Linked DNA regions of Mus musculus: region 2 is linked to region 1. A link is a loop called in an ENCODE intact Hi-C map of the cell type or tissue named here. Cell type or tissue: heart. All regions are shown on one strand. Links, peaks and the distances in the headings refer to the core of each region. The heading gives the core; the rest is flanking DNA. Region 1 has its middle 54 kb from the start of Gm39461. Region 2 holds the start of LOC115487747 (a long non-coding RNA gene).

What was found. Hi-C counts contacts between places; a loop is a spot of excess contacts. Peaks named below come from ENCODE experiments on the same cell type or tissue, not always from the same donor. Only the 100,000 strongest peaks of a DNase experiment are listed, where the experiment ranks them.
Region 2: a loop joins it to region 1, with 3 times the contacts of the local background. A loop is called at or near these places in 3 of 42 quality-filtered maps.

Annotation. Positions count from the first base shown.
Region 1 is chr11:112,095,168-112,111,086 of GRCm38, forward strand. No RefSeq gene overlaps it. Among named protein-coding and RNA genes, the nearest start is that of Gm39461, 54 kb to the right of the region's middle. In heart, for the core only: a CTCF peak has its summit at 8,292 (motif pointing left); no DNase peak of the experiment used is centred there.
Region 2 is chr11:113,157,653-113,173,571 of GRCm38, forward strand. All of the region lies in intron 1 of 2610035D17Rik (RIKEN cDNA 2610035D17 gene), which reads right to left. It overlaps LOC115487747 (a long non-coding RNA gene), which reads right to left and starts at 15,431. Exons shown (of 2, transcript XR_003949613.1): 1 at 15,301-15,431. In heart, for the core only: no CTCF peak of the experiment used is centred there; a DNase peak (open chromatin) is centred at 7,719; H3K4me3 peaks cover 1,021 bases; H3K27ac peaks cover 3,364 bases; H3K27me3 peaks cover 1,038 bases.

The DNA.
Region 1 (15,919 bases), core at 4,819-12,818:
ACGTCTCCTTGCCTGTGCAAAGCAGCTGAAGAAACAGAGACCTGCGACTGTCTTGTGGACAGCTGTCTTGCCTCTGTAACCACCATGCATTTGAGGCAATGCCCTGACTTACAGATTCCCAAATAATCTGTTGGAATTGGGACTGTTCAGTTGAGTGCAAAGAATAAAAAGAAGAGGGAAGAAACAGAGGGAAATGGCCATGGTTGTGACTTTTCATTTGTGATCTATTCCAAAACCACTCCCTCACTCTGTGTGTGTGTGGGGGGGGGGGGGAGGGGGGTGGCAATGCTTGAGGCAAAGAGAACAGTCTGTTGGGACAGGATACTTCTGACTGTGGGTCTCCTTTGTATGACAGAGGAGCCTCCTTTCCTTTTAATGTCTTTGACAAGCACAGGGAGGAAGGCATCTCACCTCACAAAGGACCCATTGACACACTTTATGACTTTTGTTCGAAAGCACTTCCTACCATGGAACAAGTCTTTGAAGTCCTTTCTTTGTTCAATCATGCTTGTTATGGTTTCTTAAAGACGATGGCAAAAAAAAAATTACCTACAGCTTTTATGGCCAACTCTCTACACAGAACAAACCCAAAAATTACTTAGGGGTTCCTGAGTAAAATATTAAATTATCAAAGTTGTTTCTATCACTTTCCTGGTTGCTACAGCATAAAGTAAAACCAATGCTTTCCCACCATCCCACTGGGAATGGAATATTCAGATCATGTGTTACATGTGACTGTGTGTTGGGGAGAGATGTAATTTAGTAAATATATTATTCATTTCCTGTCATCGTGTATGATTGTGTGTGTGCTGGGAAGTCTATACAGCCTATTAATTGCATGCCTCTTGTGTGGTTGTTCGGAGAGTGTGTGCAGTTCATCACATATAGTTAGTTCATTTCCTGTTGTAATATATGTATGTGTGCACTTGTGTATGTGTAAATATATGTTATTTAGGCTGAAAGTTGTGGGAATAGTACCAACAGTGCCTTCTTTTTTATGTTCTTACAACTTCAAAATAAAAAGATTAAAATAACCTGATTTCACACACACACACACACACACACACACACACACACACACACACACACTATGTGACCACTACCATTACACCACTCCAACGCCCCCCCCCCCATCACCATAATTATTTGGAACACTGTAATGGTTTTCTAATCAACCCAATTTGTTTTCAACTTAATGAAGGCAGTAGTGAGAGTTTAAATTATTGACTTCTTTAAAAAGCCCCCTCCGTATGTGTATGTGTGTGTGTGTGTGTGTGTGTGTGTATCTCTCCCCGTCTCTCTCTCTCTGTCTCTCTGTCTCTGTCTCTCTCTCTCTCTCTTATTTCCAACACATATATTCCACACGTCTAGATATGGTTCTTCTCATGGAGATCCTCTCTCCTTCCTCTCTCTCTCTCTCTCTCGCTCTCTCTCTTCCTCCTTCCTCTCTCTCATCTCTCTCTCTCTCTCTCTCTCTCTCTCTCTCTCTCTCTCTCTCTCTCTCTCTCTCTCTCTCTCTCTCTCTCTCTCCCTCTCTCTCTCTCTCTCTCTCTCTCTCTCTCTCTCTCTCTCTCTCTCTCTCTCTCTTTCTTTCTTTCTGCTGTTGAGTCTCTAGTGGCCTAAAAATCACTTTAGCTGTTGCATCCACATGGCCCCCAGCTGTCCAGCAGGTCCATAAATCCATGCTGAAAGCTCACAGTGTAAGATACAAACACCAGCAGAGGAATGAAATGTGTCAGCCAAGGTGTCCCGTGGAAGAAACACAAATACCGCTTGTGTCCTCTTGTGGCTCAAGGCGGATGACCGTGCATGAGCAGACAATGCACGAATGATTTTATATCAAATCACAAACACATGCAAATCACTAATAAGACTCTCTGTTGCTCCACATTCTGTTCCAATGCCTGTGCTCCAAATGTGTTTTCCTTCTTAGTAAAGATTCTTTTGCATCAAACCTCAGATTAGAAGTGAGCTGCTTTAATTGTCATCTACCAGGACGGCTTTCTTGGCAAACACTGAAGATAGAACATTGCCCAAACATGTTCTGGCACAGAGTAATAACTGATCCAGCAGGGTGGTATATGGAGGTTAGGATAATTCCCATCAGTTCTTTCTTGAAGGTTTCAGAAGAAGGGATGAGGGGTCTTATGTGTGCAACTGTTGCAGTGAATTGATATCTACAATTGTTCCCTTGGATGTAAGACTCTAGCAATGCTCATTACCAGAGGGCATGTACATTTTGTGCTAATCATACAACTCTTCCTGATATACAGCCTGTCTGTGCAGTGTGGCTAACATAGCCAGTGTCACCCCATTGAAGGAAATTGTTTTTACCTCACCCAGCAGCAATAAATTGTAAATAGCTTCTTGGTAGAGGATGGGAATTTGTGTCCATTTCTCCATCTTTATGCTGGTTTGATTTTATCTGGTTTGAACTTGTGTAGGTCTTACACATGCCATCATCTTTGTGAGTTCATATGTCCATCAGCACTTTCCTTGGCGTCTTTCACCACGCTGACTCTTAAATGTTTCTGCCTCCTCTTCTTCATGACACCTGAGTCACTGGAACACTAATACTGATGTGCAGTGTCTATATCACATCCCAGTGTCCAGGTTTTAACTGTGTGTCTGTGTATAGTGATGAGCACTCACAGACCAGAAGAGGGCACCAGGTACTTCTGGAGCTAGAGATATAGGTGGGTGCTGGGTGCTGGGAACCTAACTCAGGCCTGCTGCAAGAGCAGTAAAAGCTCTTAATCACTGAGCAACCTCCCTACTCTCCCATTATATTTTGGAAAATCTCTCTGACAAATGTTTATACATAGAAGCAGATCCAGTTTGCTTGGGGTCACCAGTTTCCAGAGGTTAGGGAGCACTCTCAAAGATGCCTCTTGATGTTTCATGCAGAACTTCAGTCTTACTAATACAACTCCCTATGTAATATTGAATGTCTTAAGGCTCCTCAAGATGTAAGTCTCAGAGAATTCATTTCAAACGGCTTACACAATAAAGAGGATTTATGGGATTATATAACAAGAGCTCTATGCATAGGAAGGGCCTCAATGGATATCAAAGAAGCAACAGTCACAAATTGTCATCACTTGCATACTTGAATTGCTTTGCTCTGTCTTCACAGCATTAGCTGTATTATAAGTCAAAAGTCCCTCCATCCCTAATCCCATGACCCCAGGTCATGGAAGTCTGCCAGTGACAATAAGGCTGTGTGCTTCCTCATTGTTGTTAAATAGAAAAGCAGATGTGTCTGACCCAATCATAGATGTTAAGACTTGCTGGTAGACTTAAACTGCACTCAGTGATGATAGTCAAGAGCTAAACAACCCTGATAGGTTGAATCAAGCAGGGACCCAGTTCCTAGCTAGGGAAGGTTCACTTTCATCTAAGGCAGCAGTTCTCATCCTGTGGGTCTCAAACCCTTCGGGGGCCTAATGACCCTTTCATAGGGCCACATATCAGATATGCTACATATCAGAAAGTTACATTATGAGTCTTAACAGTAGCAAGATTACAGTTGTGAAGTACAACAAACATAATTTGATGGTTGTGGGTCATCACAACATGAGGAACTGTACTAAAGGATAGCAGCATTAGAGAGGGTGAGAAGCGCTGGCCTAAAGTGGGCTTGCTTTTCTGAGGAGGCATGAGAAACACAAAGGTCAATCAAATGGACAGAACCAACCAAGTTTGTTATAAGCACTTATAATTTCCAAACGTGAGCAAGGTCCACTTTTACTCCCAACAGAGCTAAAGACTAGAAAATAACAAATTACATAACCTTCCCTTACAGGGCAAAAACAAAATGATTTAGGATGAGCCCTTGGGGGCGGGGGGGGGGGGGGGGGGGGCTTTTGCCAAACTTCACAGACCAATACCTACCACATAACATAGCTTTATGGCCATTCCTTCCAACATCACTGGATACCCATGGTTTTGGCCATTGTTGCAAGTCTTGATTTGTGGATTTTGGTGCGTGAGGTGACAACCCTGACATATTCCAAGGTGCCTCTGGACATGCTGCTCTGGGGATATCCTCTTAACAGATTCTCTATCTTATTGCCAATCATCAAAATATTTACCTCAGAGGAACAGGGTCCTTGAGCAGCTTGTTTTTGTAAGACTCCAAAATAGAAATTTAACTTAATTTTGTTTCAGTATCTCCTTTCTCAGTAAACCAGTGTTTCTCTATATGACATTCAAGTGAGTCCTTTAATAGTAACAGGGATTTAATGGGTGTAACCCACTGCCTTCTGTTTGGAGTTGAGGCCTGGTCTACAGAAGGACTTCATGTCTTATATGGTGTGCCTGGTCAAAGCTATGACTATGGATATCATAGAGTCAAGTGGGGAACTTACTGGTGGTGCTAAATGTTCATGCTGTCAAACTACTTTCTCAATATTTACATTTATATTAATAAATTTGTCCTGCTGTTGACTGCAATGAGAGAAGCTTCCTTTGCAATGCATAGTAGTCAATGTAAAGATTATGACTGCTCAAAGTGCCAAGACTCGGTGACTGAGAGTGCCGAACTGTAGACTTATCATATTGATCAGCCTAACCCCATTCAAGACTCAGAAACATGGTAGAAAAGTAGGCAGGAAAAAGAAAGAGGTGGAAGATGAGAAAGAGAGTTCTGAAATGATGGATCCTGGGCAGAACATATCCACATCAACCCAAAGCAGCTATGGTTAACCTACACAAAATCAACTCAGTCAAGATTTCAGAAAGAATGGAGAAGGAGTTCCCATTGCACTGAGAAGCTCATGGCATTCTTTATTGTAAAGGGAAAGAGAGTCACTTTTCTTTCAGACATGTGGCCAGTACTAGGCTACCCAGTGGTAGGCTCCACAGGTGTGCTCTGCACTAATTGGGCTCAGGGGCCCATTAATAATAACAACAATAATAATAAATGAACAAACTAAATAGTGTGAGAAGCAGGTTGGTAGATACAGGCGGCAAGTTGAGGGGGATAAGATGTTAGTGTTTGAAATATAAATATCTTGTATACAAGTATGAAATATTAAAAAGTAAGTAAAAGTATATTAAAAATTCACACTTCCTTGATAATTAATTTAAACTTTTTATGATGAAAGAATAACAACAACAACAACAAAAAAACCTGCCACAGAATATATCAAGTGCATGACCACTAAAGTCACAACTCAATGGTAGATCAGTTGTCAGGTATATACAGGACCAAGAATAAGTTCAATTCCTGCATTGTATAGAACAAACAACGGCCCTACACAAACCTTTCAAAGACATTCATAATTCATATCTTTAAGATTTATTTCATAAACTCTCATTTCAATGAAGATAAGTTATATGTGAGCATCTGTGAGCATCTGTGTGCATCTGTGAGCATCTGTGTGCATCGATGAGCATCTGTGTGCATCTGTGAGCATCTGTGAGCATCTGTGTGCATCTGTGTGCATCTGTGTGCATCTGTGAGCATCTGTGTGCATCTGTGTGCATCTGTGAGCATCTGTGTGCATCTGTGAGCATCTGTGTGCATCTGTGTGCATCTGTGAGCATATATAGCCACACACTCACTAGAAGATCAACATATCACTCATTCTCACGTTATCTTTTCCTTCTGGCCAATTCTTTTTCTTCCATCCTTCCTGTTCATCCCCTTTCCACTTTCTCTTCTCTTCCCTTTTTCCTCTCTCTCTCTCTCTCTCTCTCTCTCTCTCTCTCTCTCTCTCTCTCACCCTCTCTCTCCTTCCATTCTGTAGGTGATCGACTTACAAATCCAAATTCATTCATAGTGCTAATTTTATGTGATCCTGTATTTTGATTCTAACCAACTATCTGCTAGATTAAACTGATTAAATGCATTTATCTGCCATGAGAAGGTCAGAATTCTGGAAGAAAAACGTGTCCTAGATATGGCAGCCCACATTCTTCAGGGACACAGACAAACAACGGAGGCATGCACAGTAAAAAATACAACCCATGATCTTATAAAAATTGTATTTGCAATGAATATTAGAAGAGAATCCACAATGCCACTGAATGGTGGACATTCTCTTTACAATGTTTTATTTGACATGTACTGTTTGATATTTGGCTCTCTTTTGCTTCAGATATTGTTTAATCAGCAACACAGAAATGTATGCAGAAAAGAAGACTCCTGAATGTAGAGCCTGCAGTAAGGCCTTTTCAACTGTGGATGATGCTTCTTTATTCAAGAGCCTCATTGGTGGTTTCACCTTTATCTGTAATTAAAGGGCCAGAAGCTAGTTTTATATATAACTCTAGGCAATTGTAAAATATAAATATATTTCCCCTCTGTTTAAATAATGGAATAATTTGTCCAATAATCACATTGGTCTCAGTGAGCTCTTGAAGTTTTATTAAGGTGTAACCCGTGAGTCATACTATTACTTAGTTATTAAGTTTGACTCTCATAATATGTAATAGAACATGAATCCTGACTTTGAGAAACTTGAAATAATGGAAGGATGTGCAAATGGGCTGTAGTAGAAATCATATTGTCCTGGAATACACTAATTACTCACCCCATGTGATGAAGAACATATTTAAGAAGTTGATGGCACAAGGCAGTGGAGGCACCTACCTTTCTTTAATCCCAGTACTTCGGAGGCAGAGGCAGGAGGACCCTTGTGAGTTTGAGGCCAGCCTAGTCTACAGAATGAGTTCCAGGAAACCAAGGCTACACATAGAAACCCTGTCTTGAAAAATAAGAAGAAGGAGGAGGAGGAGGAGGAGGAGGAGGAGGAGGAGGAGGAGGAGGAGGAGGAGGAGGAGGGGAAGGGGAAGGGGAAGGGGAAGGGGAAGGGGAAGGGGAAGGGGAAGGAGGAGAAGGAGAAGGAGAAGGAGAAGGAGAAGGAGAAGGAGAAGAAGGAAAAGAAGAAGGAGAAGAAGGAGAAGAAGGAGAAGAAGGAAAAGAAGGAGAAGAAGAAGAAGAAGAAGAAGAAGAAGGAGGAGGAGGAGGAGGAGGAGGAGGAGGAGGAGGAGGAGAAGAAGAAGAAGAAAAAGAAGAAGAAGAAGAAGAAGAAGAAGAAGAAGAAGAAGAAGAAGAAGAAGAAGAAGAAGAAGAAGAAGAAGAAGAAGAAGAAGAAGAAGAAGAAGAAGAAGAAGAAGAAACAACTGCTGCTAATGGAGCAACATGCTTCCACCTGGGAACCTAAGTTTAAGTCCCCAGAACCCATGTAAGCTGGGTTCCCCTGTAGTTAATATGGTACTGTAGCAAAGTGGGAGTCCAGAAATTCCTTGGCAGCTCACCTGGTACATGCAACAAAGAAGAGACCCTGTCTCAAACAAAGCAAAAGGCTAAGACCTGCATCCAAGTTTGATCTCTGACCTGCACATTTATAAGATGGTATGCACATGGCCATATTAACACTCATGGGAAAGAGAGAGGGAGAGAGAGAGAGAGAGAGAGAGAGAGAGAGAGAGAGAGAGAGAGACTAATATGATGTAAGTCCTAGTCTGTTGCCTGTTACTTAGGCACTTGGTCAAACTTGGCTAAAATATTTAGTGTTCAGTTTTTCCATTGCAAAGCAAAGAAGAAAAAGTACATATAAGGATTGTTTTTGAAGAACTGTGTTGGCAGTAAGGCTTTTGGGGGAGAAGCTCACACATAGTATGTCTTCAATGAATGCTGTAAATTACTACTCATGCTTAAATGAGTCTCAACTCAGACAATTTTGTCCCGAGAATCAGGAGACAGATTTGATTGTTAACACTATGGAAAAAAGGAACAGCAAAGTTAATACACATTTGCATCTAAGTATAACATTCTATATTTTTAGAATCACTCCAATGTATAAACATTACCATGCAAATATCCAAGAGAAAAATATAGAAGCCTGTGTTTATCAGACACTACAAGCAGTATAGTACTGATTTTTTTAAAAAAAATTATTGAACATAACAGCCCTAAAATATCATGCATTAAAATGAAAGAAATGTTTATAGAAACTTATTAAAATAGCGCTTGTCTGAAGGCAATCAACACTTCAATAGATAAATTCATAAATGAACAGATAAGATTTTACTACAGAATAAAAATATGTGGGCTACATATAACTAATGGCAATAATTTGAATGAAGCTCTTTTGTATATTGTAATGAAATGAAATCCAAAAGGCATGAATTTGAGAAATATAAATGAGATGTATGTGAGAGAGTTGGAGGGAGGAGAGGGAAGGGGATCGTGATGAAATTATACTCTCAAAAATTAAAAATAACGCAATTAAAAAAAAAAAGAGCAACTAGGGCTGGATGCTGCTACTGACCTCTAGTGGTTGGAGGCATGTCACTACAACATTTCACCCCCTTCTTATACACCAACAAGAGTAACTAACCCAGGATTATCCAGTTACAAATGTCAGTAGTATCATAGCTAAGACATCATCCTAGAGAGGAGAATGTTCCTAGTGTATCTGCTATCCATTTCTAGAAGAAGTTGAAAGAAGGAGGTAAGATTTAGAACAACTTCTGCTCTACACCATCTTTCTCCTATTTTCTGTGTAGTAGGAAGCACACTCGTCTGTGTGAGGTGTGTGTTTGTGTGTATGTTTGTGTGTGGGGGATGGGCGTGTGTGGGGGGATGGGCGTGTGTGTGTGTGTGTGAGGTATGTGTTTGTGTGTATGTTTGTGTATGTGGGATGAGCGTGTGTGTGTGTGTGTACTGTATATCTTTGTGTGGTGTGGTGTGTGTATGCATATGTGTATGTGGTATGTGTGCATGTGTGTGCTGTGTATGCATATGTGGTATATGCCTGTGTGCATGTATAATTGTATCATATTCATCTAAAAATTTACAGGCACATCCATATCATTCTATCATTCCGATCAAAAATAGAAAGATGACCAGACCCTAGTTACTCCCCTCCCTAGAAGTAGCCAATCCTATCAGATTGGGGGGCGGGGCGGGAGTATTTTTTTCTTTATACTTATGAAATCACACATTAGACTTCACACCATGCTTCTTCTACTCAAATATTATAATTTTGAGATACCCTGACACTTTTGCCGGTATTAGTAGCTTAGTCCTTTTCATTGTAGAGTTGTAGCTCACTGGACAAGCATACAAGAGAAGTTGAACCCTCTGTACCCTTCAAAGGCATACTACTAGCTTTGCGCACTAGGCATTTGAAGCAGTACTGTTGTGTGAATTCTAATGATGTATTTTGGGATAAAAAGCTACCTGGGTTTCTGCATAACACTTTTAAGCACGCCAGGTATCAAATCTAGCAGCGACTTCCCATCGAAGTTTCAATAAAAGCCTAAGGCCCTCTGTATGGCTACACCCTCTCCTTTACCAGAGTAGCTTCCATTAGTTTCTGTGTACGCTAACATCTACCTCACTCCTCTAAGTGTTTGACAAACGATGCTTACTGGAGCTGGTTCACTGGATAAAGTGCTTGTTGCTCAAGCAAGAGGACCTGGGTTTGTATCTATAACACTCATGGAAAAAATCTGGATGCAGTGGCAGGGAAATCATCTGGAGCCTTAATGCCAGGGAAGGGGTGGATTTGGAGGCAGGCAGATCCTAGGTGCTCCCGTGTCATCAATCAATCCTAGCCAGAAAACTCAAGACTCAGTGAGGGACCCTGTCTCAAAAAATAAGGTGGCGAGTACAGCTTTAGGTCAGGCATGGTGATTCCACCAGAGATTCTTTTATCATTGAGAAGAGTTTTAAAATAATAATAATAATAAGGTGGCAAATGGGAGAGTAAGACATCTTAAGTCAAGCTGAATTCCATAAGCACACTTACATGCAAACACTCTGACACACATATACAATACACACACACACACACACACACACACACACACACGCACCCCACTATCTAACACTTTGCTTAACTGACCACAAGTGTTTTCTCAGCTTCTGCAATTGAAAAATAATCTCTCACTGCCAATTTTACACCAACTACAAAGCTCTGTTTTTAGCATAGCAAGTCTCCCGTGCCCTGTTTGCGATTCTATTCCTGCTTCATAGGTCCATCCCAGTACTCTAGGTATATGTGACACCTTCACACCTTTCTGTATTCTTAGTGTAGACACTGTAGAAGCACTGTCCCCTTGGGCTACATGAACTCCTAAATCAGAGCAGGACACACTCCAAGGTCTTCAGTGAATGCCTGAAACCAAAGACCACACAAACGGCTATCGTTCTATTCCGCTTGCTTTGGAAACACTTACGTTCAGTGGCCATGACTTCTGTAGAGGCACAGGTTATTTTTCATTCATTTTTATGTTCGGGACTTTGACCTTTGTTTCGTTTAAAGGGGGCACCTGTGTCTCTTTTGACACAACTAAATGTGTCATGCCCCATCATGACTCTTGTGCTTTGAGACCAATATGTCAAACAGTAACTTAGACCCAGGCACTGTAATCCCCCAGAGAGCTGATTTGGTAAGTGAGACAGATAACTGACAACCGGGCAGCATTTACAGTGTGGAGACATAGGGTCACTGTATGATTTCTGTATGGGGCGAAGTGAAGCCAAAAAGTAGTAGGAGATTTGAGTCGCGGTACTCAGATGAGGGCCAGGTTCAAAACATATATTAGTTTGTTCTGGAACTTTTCACTTAAAAGAGTTTTCAGGCCTTAGTACGTTTTGGGCGATTGAAATGACGTAAGGTGAGTTAATGGACGAAGGAGGAGTTGCCACAACAGCTGCCCTGTCCAGCTCCTTCTTTCCTGGCACTACCCACACTGATCAGTTGTGTGTTCAACTGTTGGTTATTCTTTCCCCAAACCCAACCAACCACATTACACACTCACCATTGGGAAGCCAGGGAATACAATTATTACATGTTAAGGAGGAATAGTCATAACCGTTAAACAAATAAGTAAGAAAGCAAAAAATTTTCTCCGAGTCATTCCATGCGGTCCTTTATTGTAGTTTATTTTCAAAGAATTGTGCACACAGTAAATAATCAACAAACCTTGCTCCGGTCTCCAAATGCATGTTTGTTTTTTTAATACAGTATAGCTGACTTGGTGAGTTCTAGACTGGATGAGAGACTATGTCTCCCCAAAAATTAATGTCGGGAGTGTTTGAGAAGACACATAATGTTGACTTCTCCACGTGAGTGCTAAGCACACCTGCATCCTCTTCCATATGCACATGTGCATACGTGCACACAAATGTATGCATATAGCATACATCCAACACGATGATGACGATCATGATGATGATGATGACGACAACACTAAAGACAATAATAACCACTGCTCCTTCTTACTGGTCACTTAGTAAACACATACCCAAATTTTAATGCTTCTTCTCCTTTAATGTCATGCACATCTCCAGCTCCCCCTCTCTCAATTACCCTTATGATATCAGCCATTCTTTCTCTAAGAATCTACTTTTCTAATAACAATGAACCTCACTTTCTCTGGTCTGTCCATTTCTCTCCTTTACCTACAGTCTCTTCTACACAGAAAGATACAGAGACTCTCGCTCACCCCCAGAAACATAGCCCATCTTCATCTCCCAAAGCAGATTGACATTTCCAACATCGCTTGGTTCCTGAAGCTTGAATTTTCATTCTGTTATTCCCTGAAGCACCCATGATAAGTGTCACTGAATTCCATTTTCCAAGGAACAAAATTGGTGAGAACAGGAACCCTGACCCTGCCTGGTTTGCTTTCTTACTTCAGAGCCAAACAGACAGGCAGTGGCTTGAACTCCCTGGCCACAATAAGCATCAAAATGAAGAGAATTTGAAGAGAACAGAGCAGATAGAGCCCAGAATCCTCAGTATAAGAGGTGCTTGCTCTCAGAAAGAGCCTTGAATTTATCTCCATTTTAATGTCTTTCCACATTTTAAAATATTAGTTGAAAGGGGGATTTGGGAAGGCAGCCTGGCCAAAGTAAACATTCAACACACTGTTATACTAGAATTTTATTATACTCTAGTTCACAGGCATGCGATGCGTCCCTGCTGCTGCAGTTACCATTGCCTGTCCAGAGACTGGTGAATCAGGGTGTCTGGGAAGGAGACAAATGGGTTTGGCAAAAAAATGTCCATTCCGTGTGTGTGTGTGTGTGTGTGTGTGTGTGTGTGTGTGTGTGTGTGTGCTTAAAGGCATCATGTACGTGTGGTAACTCAGTGGTAAGAAGACATAAAAACCTGCTCTAAGTATCGAATTAGCCTCATTTTTTTTTTAATGTCACTGGGATGGTGTTGTTTTCTTTCACCCTCTTTAATGTTTTATATTTTCACGTTGTCATGGAGACCAAGTGCAACTCCCATGATTTTGTGCATTATTGTGGAATCATCTGTCTCCTGAAGTCATCTTGTGATATACGCTGTGGACAGAAAAAGATTAAAGAAGCAGGCCGGCGAGGGTGTATTTATGCAACGTGACAAGAACATGCACAGGGAAGGATGATGTCATAATGTAAGTAATTTAGAGGTTCTGGCAAGTACATGGGTGGTAAACCATAGCAGCAGTCAGCTTAAAAAAAAAAAAAAGAGTTGGGCTACGTGCACTTGGGGAAAGATCTTGCTTATAATATTTTGCAAGAAATATTGGCTCTAAGATAGGTTAGTAGCTCTTGATCCTGTTCTGCAAAATAAGACACACAGTTCCCACAATGTCAAGTCTTCCTTAATGCATGTGCCCGTCTGTTAATGGGAACTCATGGATGGACAGCCCATCTTCAGAGCTGTTGAGAAAGAGTGATGCCATGTGGGCAATCAGAGCCAGTTCCTCACTGAAGCCAGCCTGAGAGAGGAGTTCCAGGCCATGCTGTCTGAGGTGGCTGCTGGTTCTGTGCCTGCTCCCATCTCTTACACGTTTGGTTCCCTCCCTCAGCAGGACATAGATTTTGTGAGCTTAGGGAAACCAAAGGGGCACTCAGGAATGTGTAACTCTTTCCCTTAGCTCCTGGCATAAATGGAAACAAGGCGGTAGGGTTGGGGGGGGGGCAGAGGGAGGTCGAGATAGAGAGAGGGATGGAGGGAGGGATGGAGGGAAGGATGGAGGAAGGGAGGGAGGGAAGGAGAGGGAAAGAGAGAGACTAATACAGGTCTCTAGGCTGTTTATTTTTCTGCCAGCTGCAACACGCTACCCTCACAGGGGATCACCTAAAACCAGTTATGGTTTAGGTTGGAGGGGGGTGTCAAACTTAAGCTGCAGGCTTGGCCTCTCTCAATGAATTACGACCTTGTCAAGAACCTTTTTTTTTTTTTAATTTAAATCAAAGCAGGTTTTCTATCAAATCAAATACCTGCACACTACATTATGTTTTTGGTGCCAGGCTGGCTCTTGAAGAAGAAAAAAAAAAAAAGAAAAAGAAAAAAAAGAAACTCCCCTTTGCTAGTTTTTCCAGCCTCCTCCCCTTTCTACTGTGACACAGGCAGTTTTTGTTCATAAGAAGCCATGGCAAAGCAAACTGTGTACATAGTGAGGACACATGATGGGTAATTGTCTTTACCACCCTGTGTGCGGGTAACACCACTGTTGGCCCTCTTTCTCCATGGCTTGGCTGACAGACTTTCCCCCAAGAGATTGCCTAAAGGTGTTCTGGGATCTTCAACCTAGTTTCAGGAGAGAGATGCTCCTTTTTCAAATTTAAAGACATCATTACCTAGTGTGATTGTGGCGGATGTTGTCGGCTCCCAACTCAGACAATGGGTAGAAATTAAACTGTGATAATGTTTCTTAACTATACTTTTTGAGATACAACCCCCCCCCTCCAATCAGACTTGATACATGCAAATAGATTTTGAAGAGAACTAGAATCCTTTTGTTCCCCCTCCCTCTCTTTCTTTTTCTGTAGCTCTCTTTTCCTCTTTTATCTTTCCCTTTCCTTCTTCCTCCCCACCTTTCTCCAGTTATTTTTTTCAATAAGAAAGGAAACTTGCATCCATGTCTACTTCAGCCATGCACCCAATAAGGCTCAAATATCTCTGCATTCATATGTCTGTGTGTGTGTATGCATGTGTGCCTGTGGAGGGGATGGGGAGGGTGTGTGCCTGTGGGTATGTATGTAAGTGTGCATAGGTGCATATACATATGTGAGCATGTACGAGTGTGTGTGTGTGTGTGTGTGTGTGTGTGTGTGTGTGTGTGTGTTGTTGTTGTTGTTGTTGTTGTTGTTGTTAAAGGAGAAGACTAATTTGAAGCTGGGATGTTAGGGGAACCTGAGAGGCTTTGGATGGTAAGAAGGAATGGATACAATGAAAGTCCATTACTCACATATGAAATTCTTAAATAAACAATTTTTTAAAAGGAGGGAAACCTGGGTTAGGAAGATGGTTCAGTTGGTAAAGTACTTGTTTTTTTGAGCCAGAAGATGCGAGTTCCATTCACAGAAAATAGGTGTTTTTAAAAGCTGGTGTGGTAGTAAGCTTCTGTTATCCTAGTGCTGGGAAGGCAGAGATGTGTGAATTCCTGGGAAGTAATGGCTAACACAGCCTGATTTCTTTGGAGAGTACCTGACCAATGAGAGACCCAGTTTCATAAAGAAGGCAGAGGGTGCCTGAGGAACATCAGCCAAGGAGATGCCTTCTGGCCTTCACACATACACAAACACACACATCTACACATATACACAAACACACACATAAACATACATACACACACATATACACATACACACACAAATACACATACATACACAGAAACACAGAGACACACAAAGGCACACACACCAACATGCATGAACATATGAAAAAAGAAATAAGAGTAAACCTTCCTGCTCCCAGCTCCTAAGTTCAGGTTCCTCTTGATGAATAAAATACCTAATTTTCGAGCTTACTCTGTTTCCTAAACTGATTTGAGACACAACTGCCTGCCCCTCACCTTCCCAAACCAGTCAGTGGAGTTGAGGTTGCTTGTCTAGAAAGGTGGCAAAGTATATTTTACTACAGGAGTATCTTTGTGTCAGCATCCATACAGGGCAAAACCACAGAGGCCAGTTGCTCAAAGTTGGCACCAAGGTGGTCCTTTCACATGGCCCCGAAGTCTTTATTTGATGGTTTTCCAATTAAATGCTACGTATACTTCGGGGAGTATATAAAGAATCCTCAGATGAATTGCAAACTGTTTTCAGTAGCAACTGGGGTAGGTAAAACACTGGCAGAAAAACCCCAAGCAGCTGTGTCCGAGTTGTCTGAACTCAAATAAAATACTTTCTGGTTGGATTCAGACATTTCTGATAGGCAGTCGTGGTACCAGTGTGGTCTTCCTTGTGAGCTCTCTGGCAGGAGTTCCTGTCTTAGCTCTGTCCACCTGCTCCAGTAGGAGGACTTTGATCTTTGGTTGCCTTTCATGTAAAAGCATGCTTAGAGGTAACTGGGAGGACCCTGAAAGGGCAAAAAGGGAAGATACTTTATATTGTAAACTTAAGGCACTCAGGTACGGGCATGTTCCTGCTTACATCATCCTTAAAGGCTCAAGCCAATTGGACAAATCCTTCACTCAGTTCTTGCCATAGAAGAGTTCCTGGTCCTAGCTACTACAGGACATGCATATGAGTAGCATCGTGGTGGTTCCTAAGCAGAGAAAGCCACTAGGTTGCCACTAGGCTAACAGTAGAGAAGAGAACAGAAGAGAAATAAGGAGTACACAAGATATGTGTGTTGATGGGAACAACATGATCAGGGTTACACACCTTACCCCAGTAGCTCTTGAGAAAAGTTACCTCCATGGCCCCTTGAAACTTTGTCCCATCTACTTTGGGCCAAATTGACATTGGTCTTAATTTCAGATAGACTCTCATGAATCCCATTCTCCCGGCTTCAGTGACTCATTCAGGAATGACAGTGAGACCTAATCCTCACCAATAAGAACATTGAGCATAAAATCAAAGCAAAGTTGATTCCAAAATCAAGAAGCCTAGAGTTTGTGTCAACATTTTTTTTCCAAAGTGGTCAGTTGTAAGGAGTGTAAACGATTGCATGAA
Region 2 (15,919 bases), core at 4,649-12,648, 1.1 Mb after region 1:
TTTAGAGTCCTGAATATATCTGTGCACTCTCGAGCACGCACAAGCACGCATGCGCACACGCACACACACACAACCACACACACGATTTAGTTTTAGGTACATAGACTACAGTTAAAGACAAATCAGTCCAGTTACTCACAGACCCTGAGAGGATCTATTAGTTTTCAGCTCTTCAGTTTCCAAATCACTCTAACGAGTTTGCCAGTCAGTGCACAGTACAAACCCCAAGTGTTCACACCCCTTGCTCTTGGCTGAATTGTTAATTGGAAAACAGGGGGAACTTCGAGCATATATAATCTCTAGGTCTGGTGTCATCCGCCCTACCGCCACCCCACTGGCTGAGCCTAGTAGTGCAGGTCTGTAATCCAGACACTTGGGAAGCTGAGGCAGGAGGATCATAAATTAAAGGGTTGACTGGGATTGACAACTGAACAAGACCTTCTCTCAAAATGTAAAATAAATAAACAACTAATAATAGCAATGACAACAACAACAATAACAATAACAGCAGTGCTCTTGCAGAGAACCTGGGTTCAGTTCCCAGCACCCACAGGCTGGTTCACGAAAATCTTTTATTCCAGCTCCAGGGAACCCAACGCCCTCTTCTGGCCACTGTATGCACACAGAGCATAGAAATACATTCAAGCAAAACAGCCCTATACATCATTTTCCTATTTAGTAAAACAAAAACTCTAGTTTCCCAGAGTAGTCTGTCTCTGGCAGTGTGAAAACTACCCTATCCCTAGTCTCCTCTTGGTTTTAGCAACTGGATTCTGTCTACACAACTTGCAGATCAGTTAACTACCAGGAGGGTCCTGTGACATGTTCAGATAACCCCCAGGGGAGAATATGGGGACAGAGAATAGTTCCCTGGTTGCCGAGGACCAAGAGGCAATGCGCTAGGCCAGGAAGAGGCAGGTCGCATCGTCTCCGAGCTTTAAAGTGTTACCTCCCGAAGAGCCAGAAGAGATCACACAGGGAAGAACTAAAAAGAACAGCACAGTTGTTACAATGCTTCAAGCCGCTATCTCTCCTCCCAGCTATCACCAGGACATTGTCACTCCGTTCCCTGTCACTCCCAGCTCTGTCTTCAGAAAAGAACCCCAAGTCCTCTCCTCCCACCCCTGAGTGCAGGGACATCTGGGGCTCAGGAGAGAAGAACAAAATCTGTAACCATGTTGCCTCTGTGGCTCAGGAATTTTCCACACGGTGGGAAAATGCTGGCCAAGCACACAAGCCAACGGGAGGAACCAGAACACATCCTCTGGATGCCAGGGCTCGGGCCTAGACCCACACATACGTTCAGAGAGGAAGGCAGCCTGAGAGGGAACATTCTCTGTCTGCCTTCCTAAGGAATAGCTAGGCAACAGCGGAGAGTCACAGGTAGCTGGACACGCTGCCATCGCAAGGTGAAACGGAATGCGAAATTCCCGAGAATCTAAAACAAAACTCAATAAAGAAACAGCCAAGCAATGTCTAAGTTGCCAAGACATGTTCAGGCCAACTCCACACTTCCAAGGTACGTCAGCTCACTTCAGGGTAGCACACTAGGGTGTTTCAACTTTAAAAGCAGACTTGCAGGGGCTGGGGGGTGGGGGTGGGGGGGAGGTGATAGCTTAGGCATTTTGATTAAATACCACCACCGCCATCTCTTTTCTCTGTAGAAAACTGACCACTCTGCCCACCCCCACCCCCTTAACAAAAGTGCCTTCCACATATGCCTGGGTAAATAGTTTTATGCGTCCAAGGATTAGAGATCCTCGTTCAACCCATGGAAGAACACTGAAGGAATCAAAATCAATTTTTAAAAGAACTGCTCTGACAACAAAGCACACTAGCTTTCGGTGATGCGGCTGAGTATTCGAAGCTCAAAGCCAAGCTTCAAATGGCAGAAACCAAACTGCAAGCCATCCCTGAAATGAAATCTGTATAGAGATGTGTTCCAAACAACACCCCCCTGCTTCACAAGGATGGCAGGGGCATCAAGGTCTCCCCTGACAATCACCAACCCAAAGTTCTTATTTTAGCATGACAAAAGCTACAAGAAGAATACGGGTAAACCCAGAGGAGGGGTGAGAGGGAAGCGGTGGTGTTGGTAAGCAGAAAGATGGGAGTTGCTATCAGTCTGACCCCTTCTCGGGACCCCACTTCCTGGTTCGGCACGCTGTGTGCAGGCCAGTTTGCAGGGCTCCTCCTCATTTTACAGGGGAGGAGATGGACGTTTTGATCAGTAGGAACCTCACACACACACACACACACACTGTTAGTGCGGAAAGAGAAATAAGTATGACAGAAGAGAGTAAGCCAAAACAGCCATGGCCAACAGCCATGTAAACAACTAAGCCACAGGGGAGGTCTCGAAAGTTCTGGACTTGGGGGTGGGGGGAGTCACAGGTGGCAGCATTAGCTGCCATGGTTTTAGAAGAGGCCACACCCTAAAGTCACATCAAAACCTTATGGCTTTCCTGTCTAGGGTCCCCAGGGCCTCCAGCTAAGCTTTCAAAGGAGGTCTCCCTAACTCCCCACGCCCCATAGCCCCTTGCCTTCAGCAAGGCTTAAGAAGTTTGTCCTCCATCACAGAGAGGAAGCCCTGGGACGCTACTGGCCAGCAAGGTCTCACAGTCCTTTCGTCCTTCTCATGGAGAGACAGGTATCTGAAGAATTATCTGCCCAGGAAGACCAAACCTCAGGCTGGGGACTGCCAAACGCCCCGCCCCCCCCTTTACAGGACACCAGTTCAGTTTGAAGAATTTTGTTTCAACTATTGAAACCATAGGACCCAAGTCCTCCAGAGCCCGCTGTGAAACTCGAAGATGGGTTCCTAGAAGTGCATTATAGGACCACACTGTGCTCAGCAAACAGGCACACTGTCAATGGCAAGGGGCAGGGGAGGAAGACCATTAAAATAAGCCCCACAGCTGAAGGACCATGATGTCCAGGAGACATTCTGTTTAGAGTATGGTTGGTGATATTCCCCCGGTCCGAGCACCTCTCCATGCCGTGTGTAGAGAGTACCTCAGAGGAAGGCAGGCTGCAAGCTGTGACAGATTCCCAAGAGGCTCAAGTCTTAAACCCAGGAAGTTTGCTATAAGCTCTGTCCATCCCTGAGAAGAAAGGGTCTCGAGCTGTAACTCCGACTGGCTAGAGATGACCCATGCATGGAGAGCACAGGCTAGGCTGAGGGCTGACCATGTGCAGACCGGGGACAGGAGCTAGTTTGTTAGACCCAGAGAAGTGTAGACAAGCATGCTGGCTGCCGGCATCTATCACGTGGGCTCCTTCCTGCTTAGACATGTTTCCGGGAGGTCAAATGTATCAGAGAATATGGAACCCAGCATCCTATGGGACTGTTTGCTTCCAAACAGATCAAGCATTCGCTGGCAATGCTCTCTTCTGTCCAGAGAGCTCCCCACATTCCCACGTGGCCCCAGACCACCATGATACTTTGAGAAATATGGTACAAAAGTTCCACAGGAATGGTCTGTCCGGGGCGGGGGCTGTCCCCGGGGCTTCTGTGCATCCCCCCAGGGCTCAGCAGTGGGCACTCTGTGTCAGCCCAGAAGATCTTCAGCAATTGAGGGCTCCCTGAGAAGAAGAGCTGAGACACTCCTATGTGTCAACCTCACGTTTGGGTGTGAGATTTTACACGGTTAGATAGATCTAAGACGACACACGCTACACATCAAAAAGGACATTCTCCAGCCCAGGGAGCCGGCAGACCACAGCCAGGCCATCACCATCACCGCTACCCATAAGCTCACTATACATTGGCAGAAGGCTAACGTCACACCACATACTCACGCCATCTACCTCACGGCACCTCATCATCAATAGATGTGGATGCCAGATCGTCAACAGAAGATGGGGCACTATAGCTCAGTAAGACCTTCGGAGAGAGATGGCATCCACATAACTTCTGCTATCCCACGGCGCTACTGTAACTGTTCTGATGTCAAACTAATGTTCATCTCTGGCATCCAGACAGCATGCTTTATCGGAAGTACGTGTGTCCAGGAAGAATATTGGACCAGTAGCGTTCAGTATTGTTCACAGTTCCAAGTGTCCACAGAGGTCTTGAATTGTGTCCTGGTGGATGAGGGGGACATCTGCATGGACAGTCATTTATAGCATCCTGACCCAAAGACCCCTAAGGACAGTCTTCCTCAACGCTTCACAAAGAGCTGTTCTTACCACAGATGGGCCCCACCCACAGCCAGGTTGTTCCCAGGAGGGCACACCCAAGGATGTAACCAAGGTCTCATAGCCAGGCACATGGGAGGAGTTTCCATGTGACCCTGAAGCATCGGCTCCTCACCCCAGACAGACAGGATATGCTGGCATCATCTGGAGACGCTTGCTCCTAAAAGGATAGCTGTAGAGTTATCTGCAGGGCAGAGCTGAGCTAACGGGGGGGGGGGGGCGACTATCTCTTGGTACACAAAGATGGAGACCAGTCCCAGTGGTGATTCGGGGATCAATTGCCTAGCCTAAGCCCTGGCTTCCAATGGTTCCTGTCTCCATGGAGACTGACTCTTTTATAACAAGTGTGTATGTCATTAAGAATAGACCATAGGGCTGGAGGGATGGCTTAGCCACTAGAGGTTAGACTCACAATCAAAACTATAAAATAGACCACTCTCTCCCGTGCTTTGTCAAACAGTGCAAAAGAGACAGCCTTGGTTAGCAAGTCCTGCAGGAGTGGCGGCCAGTGGAGAGACTCAGACAGCTGTGGTTGACAGCAGTCTACCAAAAGCCCCTCCCCTTGGACACCTGACCCAGAAGAGGGCAAATGTGGTCACCAAGCTTCCAAAGCCGGTCCCTCAGACTGTGGGGCTGTGGAGCTGTGGGGCTGCTTCCTCTCATGGCCCACCCATAGCTGTCACTCAGTACCATCTTCACCCTTCCCAAGTGGAAGGGGCTGAGTCATTCGTGTTCCCCTGATGGATGGCACTTCAGACTGAAGCTCATTCACACCCAAGTGTCACCTCAGGCATTGCCCTGTGAAGCCTCTCCAATGAAAGGACTTTTTCTTCTTGAAAGACATCTGGGGAGCCTCAGCAGACAAGCGCTGTCAGGCGGGATGCCCCAGAAGCTACCCAAGACCTGCATCTGCCCTGGCCTGACCTGGCGGCTGCCTCTTCTCCTCCCCACAGCTCCACCTGCCTAGAAAAGTTCTCTACCCTCTGCCTGGTTACATCTCCTAGCTTCCAATTCCCAGAATAAGGCTTGTAAACACACACACACACACACACACACACACAGAGTCAGAGAGAGAAAGAGACACAGATACAGACAATCTCTCTCTATCTCTCTCTCTCTCTCTCTCTCACACACACACACACACACACATGCAAACCACCCACAAAACATACATGTACCTGAAAATAATGGTATTCACTAGCACAGGTAAGACACAGTAGAACACACACACACACACAGAGCACATGTCACCTTGGCAGGGCATATATCCCAAACTGAGGTTTCCTTGATGAATGCCCCTGAACTTCCTCTGTCCAAACCTCCAGGGTAGCTTCTCGCACAGAGTCTGAGTGGGAAGAGCCACCCATGACCAGAGGAGAAAGCCACAAGGCTCCGACTCAGACCACACGAGGTAGGGTAGCATGAGGAAGGCAATGGAGGCCTTGCAGCAGGGCCTCGAGTCTGGCTCTCAGATGTCACATCTGCTTGATCAGGCAGAGAGCTGTCGGTCAGGGCCTCAGTGTCACAGGCATCCAGAGGTGACCACAAGGGAGTTGCTGGGGTCTTGGGAGGACTAAACAGCAAGACCGAAGCAAAGCTCTTATCTCACAGGAAGCACTTCTGTAACCAATGGTCTTTTAGGAAACTCCGTCCCGTAGACAAAAACCAACTCAAGATGGATTCCAGAACTCTAATATAGGGAAGAGACTGGCCACCAACTCCATGCTCTTCACACACACCCTGTAACTGAAATGGATGTATTCCATCTTGAAACCTGAACTGTGAGTGTCTGTGAGTTCCTGTCTTGGTAATCAAGAGCTCTGCATGGCTGAAGAGCCACATTCGCACAGAGCTGCTCGGGGCCGTGTGGACACAGCGGACACGCTGGGCTTTCCTGGGCTATCATGGGGGTCCACGTGCTGCAGTGACTGATGGTGGGTCTCCTTTCCGTTCCTGCCTCTCTTTCCGTGGTCTCCTTTCTCTTTTTTGAGAAGCCACACAACTCCTGAGCCTCTGTGAGGCACCAGATAGTACACTTGCAGGTGAGTGAGCCTTAGGATAGCGTAAGAATAAAAGTACAAATTGTCCTTTGCCAGGCGACAGGGGGCCCTCTGGCCCAGGGGAAGCTGGGAGTTAGCCTGCTTGGCTAGGACAGCTTCTCCAGGTTCCTCCTTTCCCACTGCCCTCCCCAGCTGGGGTGGGGTCACAACCTCCCTTAGCCCTGCCTGCCTCTGGACAAGTCTAGCTCAGGCCCCACACTGTGCCTGGCCCTAGGGGCAGGCAGATCTAGGAGGAGCAGCCCAGCCCCCAGCCCCCACCCCCACCCCCACCAGCCGGCTGCATTTGTTCCAGGGGGGCAAGGGTCTGGTGCAGTGACCCCTGGGACTCGCCTCTCAGTCACTGGCCCAGGCAGCTGGGAAAGGCTCTGACCTCCACAGAGACAGAGGGCTTCTGGGAGAGGAGCCCCAGAAGAGAGGCCTGAACTCAGAACCTACTCTGTTTTCCTGAGAACAGTCCTGGTCTTAAATGGAGCTACAAAAAGGAAAGCACTTCCAATCAGGAGCTTAGCTCTTCATTTGGCTTTCCCTGTAAGAGACAATCTTATCACCTTCTTCCAAACGCCCCCCGCCCCCCTCCCCCCCCCCCAAACCATAGCTTCAGTGAGACCCGGGTGACCCAAACCCCTGCCTCTGCGTACAGAAACCCCAAAGAAGGACGTGCTTTTAAAACAACATCTACAAACAAGCTTGTGAGGAAACCCCTTGGCTCCGCAGTGAGTGGGTGTGCACTGAAAACGGAATGAATGAAGTGACCCTGCTCAGGGGTGGAAGGGGTACACATTTGTGCAACCAGAATAGACCTCGGAGAGAACTATTTCTAAGGCAAACTCACGGAGGCTCTTTGTTTTCGGTCGCCCCTTGAAGGGTTTGACACAGAATGACTGCAAAGCTCATCTAGGAAAGAGTTTCCAATCTCTCCTCCTTCCTCCTCTTCTTCCCCCGCCCCCCCCTTCTCCTCCTTCTCCTCCTCCTCTTCCTCTTCTTCCTCCTCTTCCTACCCTTCTTCCATTCTGTGTTTAGCTAGCTTTCTCTCCTAAGTACAAACTCTAGACAAGAGTTCAGACTAGCTATCACTTCTGCCCCAAAGACAGTGATCACCACCAGGTCAGGATGCAGATGGCTCTAAACCGTTCTTTAGCACACTAGGGCGTCTGACCCGCTGCTGGGGAAGCTGCAGGAACACACAGCACAGAACACAATACCAACACCCCAAACTTCCTTCGCTGCAGGAGAAACTAGCTCTGAGCTCTGCATTTGTGCTCAAGCAGAACGGGCAGGCGTCAGGCGCTGCGCCCCACCAGCAGCCAGGGCACAGTCGGGCGCCTGGATGACCACTGCAGCTCAGCCAGGGGCCCGGAGGAGAAAGCAGGCACACGGTGGAGCCACAGCGCCATCAAGTGGTCAGTTTGCGAATGGTCGCGAGACGCATGCCCTGAGCTCAGGGACAATGTCCAGGGTTCCCAGTGTCAACTGTCCCTGGAGAAAACAGGGCTGCCAAGCCTTCATTCCAGGACGTGGGGCAGGAGCCTACAGCCGGACACCATCTGTCAAGGCATGCGACACCCTCCAGGGCTGACCTGGAATCTGCCCTGGAGGATGTTCGGAGACCCTGTTCCAACTCTGAGAGAGGTCATAACCCAGGCACCGCCCTCTCCTCTAGCAATGTGCTCAGAGCCTACAGGTTTCTCAAGAGCTATGGGGCAGAGAGGGCACCACCTGAGTAGCAGGCCTATCAGCCTGCCTGAATTATGCAGGGATGGGGCAACAGAGAGACAGCAAGGCAGCTGCGAGTCCAGGCTGTGGGAAGGAATGGAGCCTCCGAGTGGGAGTTGCCGCCTGCAGCCCTGACAGGCCATGGCTTTAACACTCCCTTCTGGAACTCAGCATTTAATTCCAAGTGCCTCCTGGGACAGATCTGGTCCTTGGAGTCAAATTACAGTCCAAGAAGGACTCAAAACACAAAAATAAAAACACATACTTTGCAAATAGAGGAGTGTTCCAGACCAGTGTATATCTGAAGACCTAATTATATTATTTTCCTGCACATTTATAACTATGATAGAATTTAGTATGAAAAGCAAATTAAGAGATTATCAATAACTATTAAACAACCAGAATAATTATAACAATACACTGGGGGGGGGGTGTTAAAAAAATCACTCAATATTTACAAATTCTTTATTTCTGAAATTTTCTACTTAATATATTCTGATACCGTTTCCAGCAGAAAATAGAGTTGCAGACATGAGAGGGGGCAGTGCTGTGTAAAGGCGGACAGAACAGTGGGGCGCCCTCTGTCCTAGTGCTGGCTCTGCACATGCAATCTCTGTCCTAGTGCTGGCTCCACTGCACACAGGACCTTGTTCAGCTTTCACCACAACCTTAGGAGATGGGTTCTTTTTATGATCTTTTTCTATAGGAAAGGCAGAACCCAGAAATGAAACACCCTACCCCTAGCTGCCCATTGGAGAGGGACAAAGCCAGGCCTGGATTCCAACACTGGCTTCCTGCCTCCAGACGCCATCCTCCCTCCCTCCCTCCCTCCCTCCCTCCCTCCCTCCTTTCTCTCCCTCCAGGGGGAACAAGGTTTTATCAGACAGAGATGTGCACATTTTTCAAGAGGGAGGGGCATCTTTGCAGACAGAGCTGGCTAGAAATGCCTAGCTAGGTTTGGGCATGAGAGATTGTGCAGGTGAGGGGCTGAGGCCTTCAGGGTGGACCCTGCCCTTTCTAGCTTCACTCCCACACCAATCTTAGGCCTCCCTCCCGGAAGCACCTTCTGCATGGGCCCCTCCCTGCTCTGGCTTCTGCAATTGACTTCCAGGCCAGCGTGCCCAGCTCGCCCTTGGAGCTGCCAGGACTCAAGGTTATTCAATGACACCCCAACTGCCAGATACAAAGAAACTGTTCTCAACCCTCCCTCCCCTGGAGGCTCATAGCTCTGACATTCCCACTTGCAGAAACACACTTGCATGCTTGTGCGAGTGTATACATGTGTTGGGGGGGGGGCGTGTGTGCCTGCGTGTGTGCCTGCGTGTGTGGAGGACAGAAGTCCACTTTGGGCATTTTCTTCTGCTGATCTCTGCCTTGGTTCTTGAGATAAGGGTCTCTTAGTAAACCAGCAGGCTCACCGATTTTCCTAGGCTGGCTGGCCAGTGAGCTCGTTGTGTGTGTGTGTGTGTGTGTGTGTGTGTGTGTGTGTGTGTGTGTGTGATGTGTCCAGTCTCTGCCTCCCCAGTGCTGGTATTACAGCAGCCAAGAGCATAACCCTGCCTTGCCTGGCTTTTAAGCAGATCTTAGGGCTCTGGCTGGGTCCTCCTGCCTCCAGAGCCAACACTTTACCCACCGAGCCATCTCCCAGAAACAGCTGTTCTCGGAAGCCTCGGAACACAGCGACATAACATTTCCTTGTCTCCTTCTCACTTTTGTGGATGCTCTATGCTCACAAGTCACCTGCTTCATAAACTGCCAGTGCGCAGCAGGGAAGTCAGACCACGGTGACAAAGACAGCTACAGGCTGGGCTTCATCCGAGCCCTCATGAAGTATCACATGAGCGTCTGCTGTCTAGACACCCTCTCTGGCTTCTCCACATAATGGGGACCACTCAGCAGGACGAAGCTGAGGGACCGAAGCTGAGGGACGTGTAATGTCAAGGTTTAGCGGGATGCTGGTGCAGAACAGGGCTCCCAACGGCTGCCTTATCAGGCCCCGAGCTGGGTCTGTCCCTCAGTCCTAGGCCCTCAGTCACCTCGCCGTCTGGTCTGCGCCCTGTAGGATGAGATCGCCCAGAATGCACCTTCTCTAAAGCTGACCTTGCCCACGCCACCCCTTCCTTGCTAGGTGGGTCCAGCCATCTCCCTGGACCCAGAAGCACTAGAATCGCCCCTCCCTGCCTTGATGGGTTGCTAGTCTGGCTCTTGGACCTCTGACCAGCTTTTCCAGTACAGTAACACCTCCCCTCGTTGACCCCACCTCAATTATCTCAGATCTTGCTACTTTCTGCTCAAAACCTGGCTTGGTCCCGCGCTACCCTCTCCTGCTGGTTTGCAGTTCCAGCTCTGCCACAGAGGTTGAGATCATCAGACCCTGTACCCACTTCATCTACCTTCCCCCAACGTTATCCTCAACATTCCAACTCCCCAAACAGGGCGTCTGTCAGGTCACCCTTCCCCTTTCCCTCTTTCTGCATGTCAACTTCAAAACCCCAAACAAATGTCACCTCCTCCTGTAAGTCCTGCATGATGTACACTTCCCACTCACAGCCCCATCTGAACCCTGCAGCATAACTGAATTCCTGTCTCTCTTACAAGGTAAACCCTTTGGGAACATGGATACCCCAGGGGCCAACCCACCCACCCAGCATGCCCTTCACCAGTTTCGGGTATAGCAATGTCGCTCTGGGGTAATGATGGCACTTTGGGGGTGAACAGAAACAGGTGAAGAAAGAGCGTGTCTCAGATGTACTTTTGAGTGATTGTTTCAAAGGAGCAGCTTATTAACTAATATTAATAAGGTTCTTATTTAGCTTAATATATTCTGGAATCTTTTCGATCAGTCTTTGGGGAAGCATTCTGAGCCCGTTCATTTTTGCATCATCAGAGCTCTGAAATGGAGGGTAAACAGCATCGCAGGTACCGAAGCCTGAAGAACTCTGCGGCTATGACACTGGGCAGCCTATCCCATGGAGCCTCTGGGCACACACACCTGCGTCCCTTGGACTGAGCCCCATAAGCCTCTTCCCTCTGCTAATGTCATTCCTGAGACGGGTCTCATATAGCCCAGGCTAGTGCAATCCTATGAAACCAAGGATGGCCTTGAACTCCTGGTCCTCCTGCCTGCACCCCTGAAGTGCTGGGACTGTCACTACCCTGGGTTTTATGTGGTACTGAGACTCGAACCCAGGGCCCTGTGCATGCTAGACAAACCCTCTACCAACGGAGCCATGTCCCCAGCCCGGTCTCATCTCCTGTCACTGGAATCAATTATGGCCTCCTGGGAACCTTGATCCTCGGGGATGCTCAGGGAAAGGTTTTCTCAGCTTTGATGAACAGACAAACATTGGGCCCTTCCTCAGTCCTTGTAGGGCATATGAGCCTTATCCAGAATCTACGTATCCTGAAACCAAGGTGTTCTCTCTGTCTGTCTGTCTGTCTGTCTGTGTCTCATGTGTGTGTCTCTCTGTGTGTCTGTGTGTGTGTGTCTCTCTCTCTGTGTCTGTCTCTCTCTCCCTCTCTCCCTTCGCTCCCCCCCCCCTCTCTCTCTCTCTCTCTCACACACACACACACACACACACACACACACAGTATTTTACTTGGCTCCGATTAAGCAGGATATTCTGTCTGGTTAAGGTGCTTCAGGTGATTATAAGGTGTTGACCCAGAAGTTGTTTCTCTATGACATCATGACAGGTGTAGCCTACGGTGAGAACTGCACTACACTGTGTCTGTGTTCCCTGAAATCCACATGTGGCGTGCCTGGTACCTGTGATGACGGAGTTAGGAGGAGGTGGTCAGAGGGTGGAGTCCTTGGGAACAGGATGAGTGAGCACCCTAATAAAAGGGATCCGGAATGATCCTGTTCCCAAGGATATTGTCACCGTGCCTAAACAGGTGACACTGGGGATGTCACCTGTGAGGAAGGTAAGGATTCTTTATATTAGGAAAACATCCTTTACAACCACAAAGCAGAAAGCCACAGCCACACACACAGCCACAGCCACAGCCCTCTGGAAGGCTACGTCCTAGAGGGAGTCAGCTCTATTCTTCAGGATGAGCCTGGACAAGGGAGACCTACCTGCCCACTCAGGACCTGCGGGGACTATCTAGGTCATTCCCTACGGACAGTGCCTTCATTCTAGAAGGTTCTTTGTCTCCGTGCAAAGCCAAGCCTCAGTCTATTGAAGGCAGTGAACCACTGCAGGATATCCCACCCCGCATGCCCAGGCCTGAGCCCCGAGCTGTTGTTCCTTCACCTCTCAGCACATGGCTGACTCTAGAGGTGAGCAACACCCTGGGTGCATAGGAGGTGGGGGTCCCCGTCCTTCTGGAAGGACTTGGGGAGCCTGCAGAGGACCAGAGCATCTCAGAACCCCGAGATGGCTTTTCAACTGCCTTTGGCCCTCCCTGGGTTCTTTCAGCTTTCTAGGTGACTTACAAAACTCACCGGAGGTCACTCGGGAGGCATCTCCTGCTTTCAAAGCACGTTTATTATTGCGCAGCAAACATTAATCACTCTCATTTGAAAGTAATCACAAGGTAAGCCTTCCATGGTAGGCCTGTTACACCACAGTCCAAGAAGGCAGGCATCAAATGTGACCCCTGAGGTCAGCTCTGGTCCAGAATACAGGGTCACAACATGACTTGGGGTGGGGGTGGGGGGCTGACACAGGGCTCCCGTCCTAATTAGGTAAGAGCAGGACTCCCGGAGCCTGGTGGCCTGAGTTTGCTTCCTGGCTCTTCTACCTGCTCTGGGACACACCGTATTCTGCTCTTTCTCTCTGACAGCCTCCTCATCTGTCAACCTGGAGATGGACTGACCTGCCTTCAGTGGATTAATACAACAGGCAGCCTTCTAACGTGACCCTGACGTCCCCTCCTCCTCCTTCAGGAGGCAGCATGTGACATCCCAGCCACCCTGCGTTCCTGCAATCACATCAGTGACAGCTTCTGGGCGAGTTCTCAGACCGAGGAAGAGCAGGCTACTGAAGCCACTGGCTGGGGTCTCAGGCCCCCAGTGCCTCTGCCTGCCCGCAGTGTCTCAGACATCAGGCAAGTGATCCACACACGTGACCTGCAGTGCTCTGTGGAAGACAAAGCTGGGGTGAGTGGTGGGGGGCAGTGACCCCGCCAAGGGAACACTCACATGCCCTGTCCAGGGTCAAGCTGGGTCCCTGCTGCTACTGCAGTCACGTTAAGTCCCCAGTTACTGCCAAGGGGCATCGCTGTGGCCCACTGCGAGTAAAACTCCAGTGAGACCCCTTCAGGAATCTCACACCCATCACCAGAAAGCCCAGGCCCAAATGCTGGCGACTAAGAGTATAAAAGAATGAGAAACTCACACTTGACACCTGACATCACTCCAGCCTCAGAGGAACTGCTGCAGCCAGGACAAGAGTGAGGCCGCTTTGACAGGGGGCCATGTGGCCACACAGACACAGAACAGGGGGGAAAGGACTGGTAAATAACCAGGAGGGAAACGCAAGGCTTCCTTATAGCAGAACTAAAGGTAATGCCTATGATACACACAAACACGAGCGCACACACATGCACATACACATGCACCCCTCAGGAAATGGGGAATCACTCTCCTGATGATAAGACCAAGACGTCTTCTAATGACCAGAAAATGGAGAAATGGAGATGGAAAAATAGCAATAGCTCTGTGTGTGTGTGTGTGTGTGTGTGTGTGTGTGTGTGTGTGTGTTCTGGTCTATATAATGAGCTCAAGGCCAGATTGCTCTGTGTGTGTGTGTCTGTGTGTGTGTGTTCTGGTCTATATAATGAGCTCAAAGCCAGATTGCTCTGTGTGAGTGTGTGTGTCTGTGTGTGTGTGTCTGTGTGTGTGTGTGTCTGTGTGTGTTTTCTGGTCTATATAATGAATTCAAGGCTAGCTTGCTCTGTATGAGTGTTTGTGTCTGCTGTGTAGGTGTGTGTGTGTGTGTTCTGGTCTATATAATGAGCTCAAGGCCAGATTGCTGTGTGTGTGTGTGTGTCTGTGTGTGTGTGTGTTCTGGTCTATATAATGAGCTCAAGGCCAGATTGCTCTGTGTGAGTGTGTGTGTCTGTGTGTCTGTGTGTCTGTGTGTGTTTTCTGGTCTATATAATGAATTCAAGGCTAGCTTGCTCTGTATGAGTGTGTCTGCTGTGTAGGTGTGAGTGTGTGTGTGTATGTGTGTGTGTGTGTGTGTGTGTGTGTATGTATGTATGTATGTAACTGGTCTATATAATGAATTCCAGGCCAGCTTGCAACACACAGGGAAACCTTTCCTCAAAATAAAGCAAAAAGGATAAAAGAAAGGGAGAGAGGAATCTTTACACACGTGCCTGGAGTGACAGCAGGCGAGACTATCAGACAGTGCAGCGGCTGTCAGGAATGGTAGCTGGATCCTTCCCCTAATGTTCTGGCTAAGAGCAATAATAAAGAGCCAGGTCCTTTACCGTCCACAGCCCCCCACACACACAGCACCCACACACAGCGCGCACACACAATCCTACAGTGATCCTCTCTCTCTCTCTCTCTCTCTCTCTCTCTCTCTCTCTCTCTAAGCAAAGTTGGCACAGTCATCTTACTTTTCTTAAATATTTATGTAGGTGTGGACTTTTTATATATGGGTGTTTTATATGCATGCATGCCTAGCAGAGGATCCCATGGGACTAGGGTGAGAAACAATTGTGAACCACCATGTGGGTGTTGGGAATTGAACTCAGCACCGCTTGGAAGAGCAGCCAACTGCTGAGCCCTCACTCCAGCCCCCATCTTACTTTTAAGAGTATGTGTGGTCCATCGCTGACCCTGACGCTCATGTTCCTTGACAAACACTCCCTGTGCCTTATCTGAGACTGGGCCTACAGATGACACCCATGTGTCCCTGTTCGACCCCCTTAAGCGACAATCCTTAGACAGATGAGACCTTGCCAAGATGAGACCCAGGATGAGACAGACCTGTGAGGCTGATATACACACACGCACCACTAGGTGGCGACAGAGCCTGCAGATGCAGACCAGGGGATGGCAACCGCTCCCGGCTCCTGGGTTTTCTTTTATAAACCTTCCCTGCCCGCCAGATTTGTTACACGCTGGCCAATGCCTTTCCTTTAGCCCAGGTATTTGTGGGCATAGAAGTAAGGGGCCTACCTGGACCTCTGCAGTGGGGACTCTAAGAGTAGGACTGGGGTCCATCTCTTTGGAGTTAGCAGGCTCTTCATCCACAGGGCTTTAGCAGAAACTGGCAAAACAGCTCTGCACTCCTGTCCAAACTCTGCCGGCCCCACCCCGACCCACCACACGCTGGGATCCACTGCAACAGATCATTATACTCACTCTGGACAGGTACAGCCTGCTGAGTTTGTCTTAAGAACACATGAGCCACTAATGGATGGGTGACTGTTGGGAGCCGCCCCCACATTCGCCGTCACAAGATGGCGCTGACATCCTGTGTTCTAAGTGGTAAACAAATAATCTGCGCATGTGCCAAGGGTATTTTATGACTACTTGTACTCTACCTTTCCCGTGACCGTCAGCTCGGCCATGGGCTGCAGCCAATCAGGGAGTGATGCGTCCTAGGCGAAATATAACTCTCCTAAAAAAGGGGACGGGGTTTCCGCCATTTCTCTCTCGCTGGCATCTCTCTGGCTCTGCGCGCCCTGCGCTCGCTCGCTGCCTAAAGATGTAAACAATAGAGCGCGCGCGCCGGAGCTCTGGCTCCTAAAGATGTAATAGAAGGGGCTTTTCGTTTTTTGGGGCTGGGCGCTGGGCGCTTGCCCTCCTGGCTCCCAAAGATGTAAGCAATAAAGTTTTGCCGCAGAAGATTCTGGTCTGTTGCGTCTTTCCTGGCCGGGCGTGAGAACGCGATTAAGAGGTGACAGGCATGTTCTAGGACCCTCACCTTTTAAACCTCAGATGCTCCAGCTTCAGAACCTGACTGCCCAGGTGACCCTGT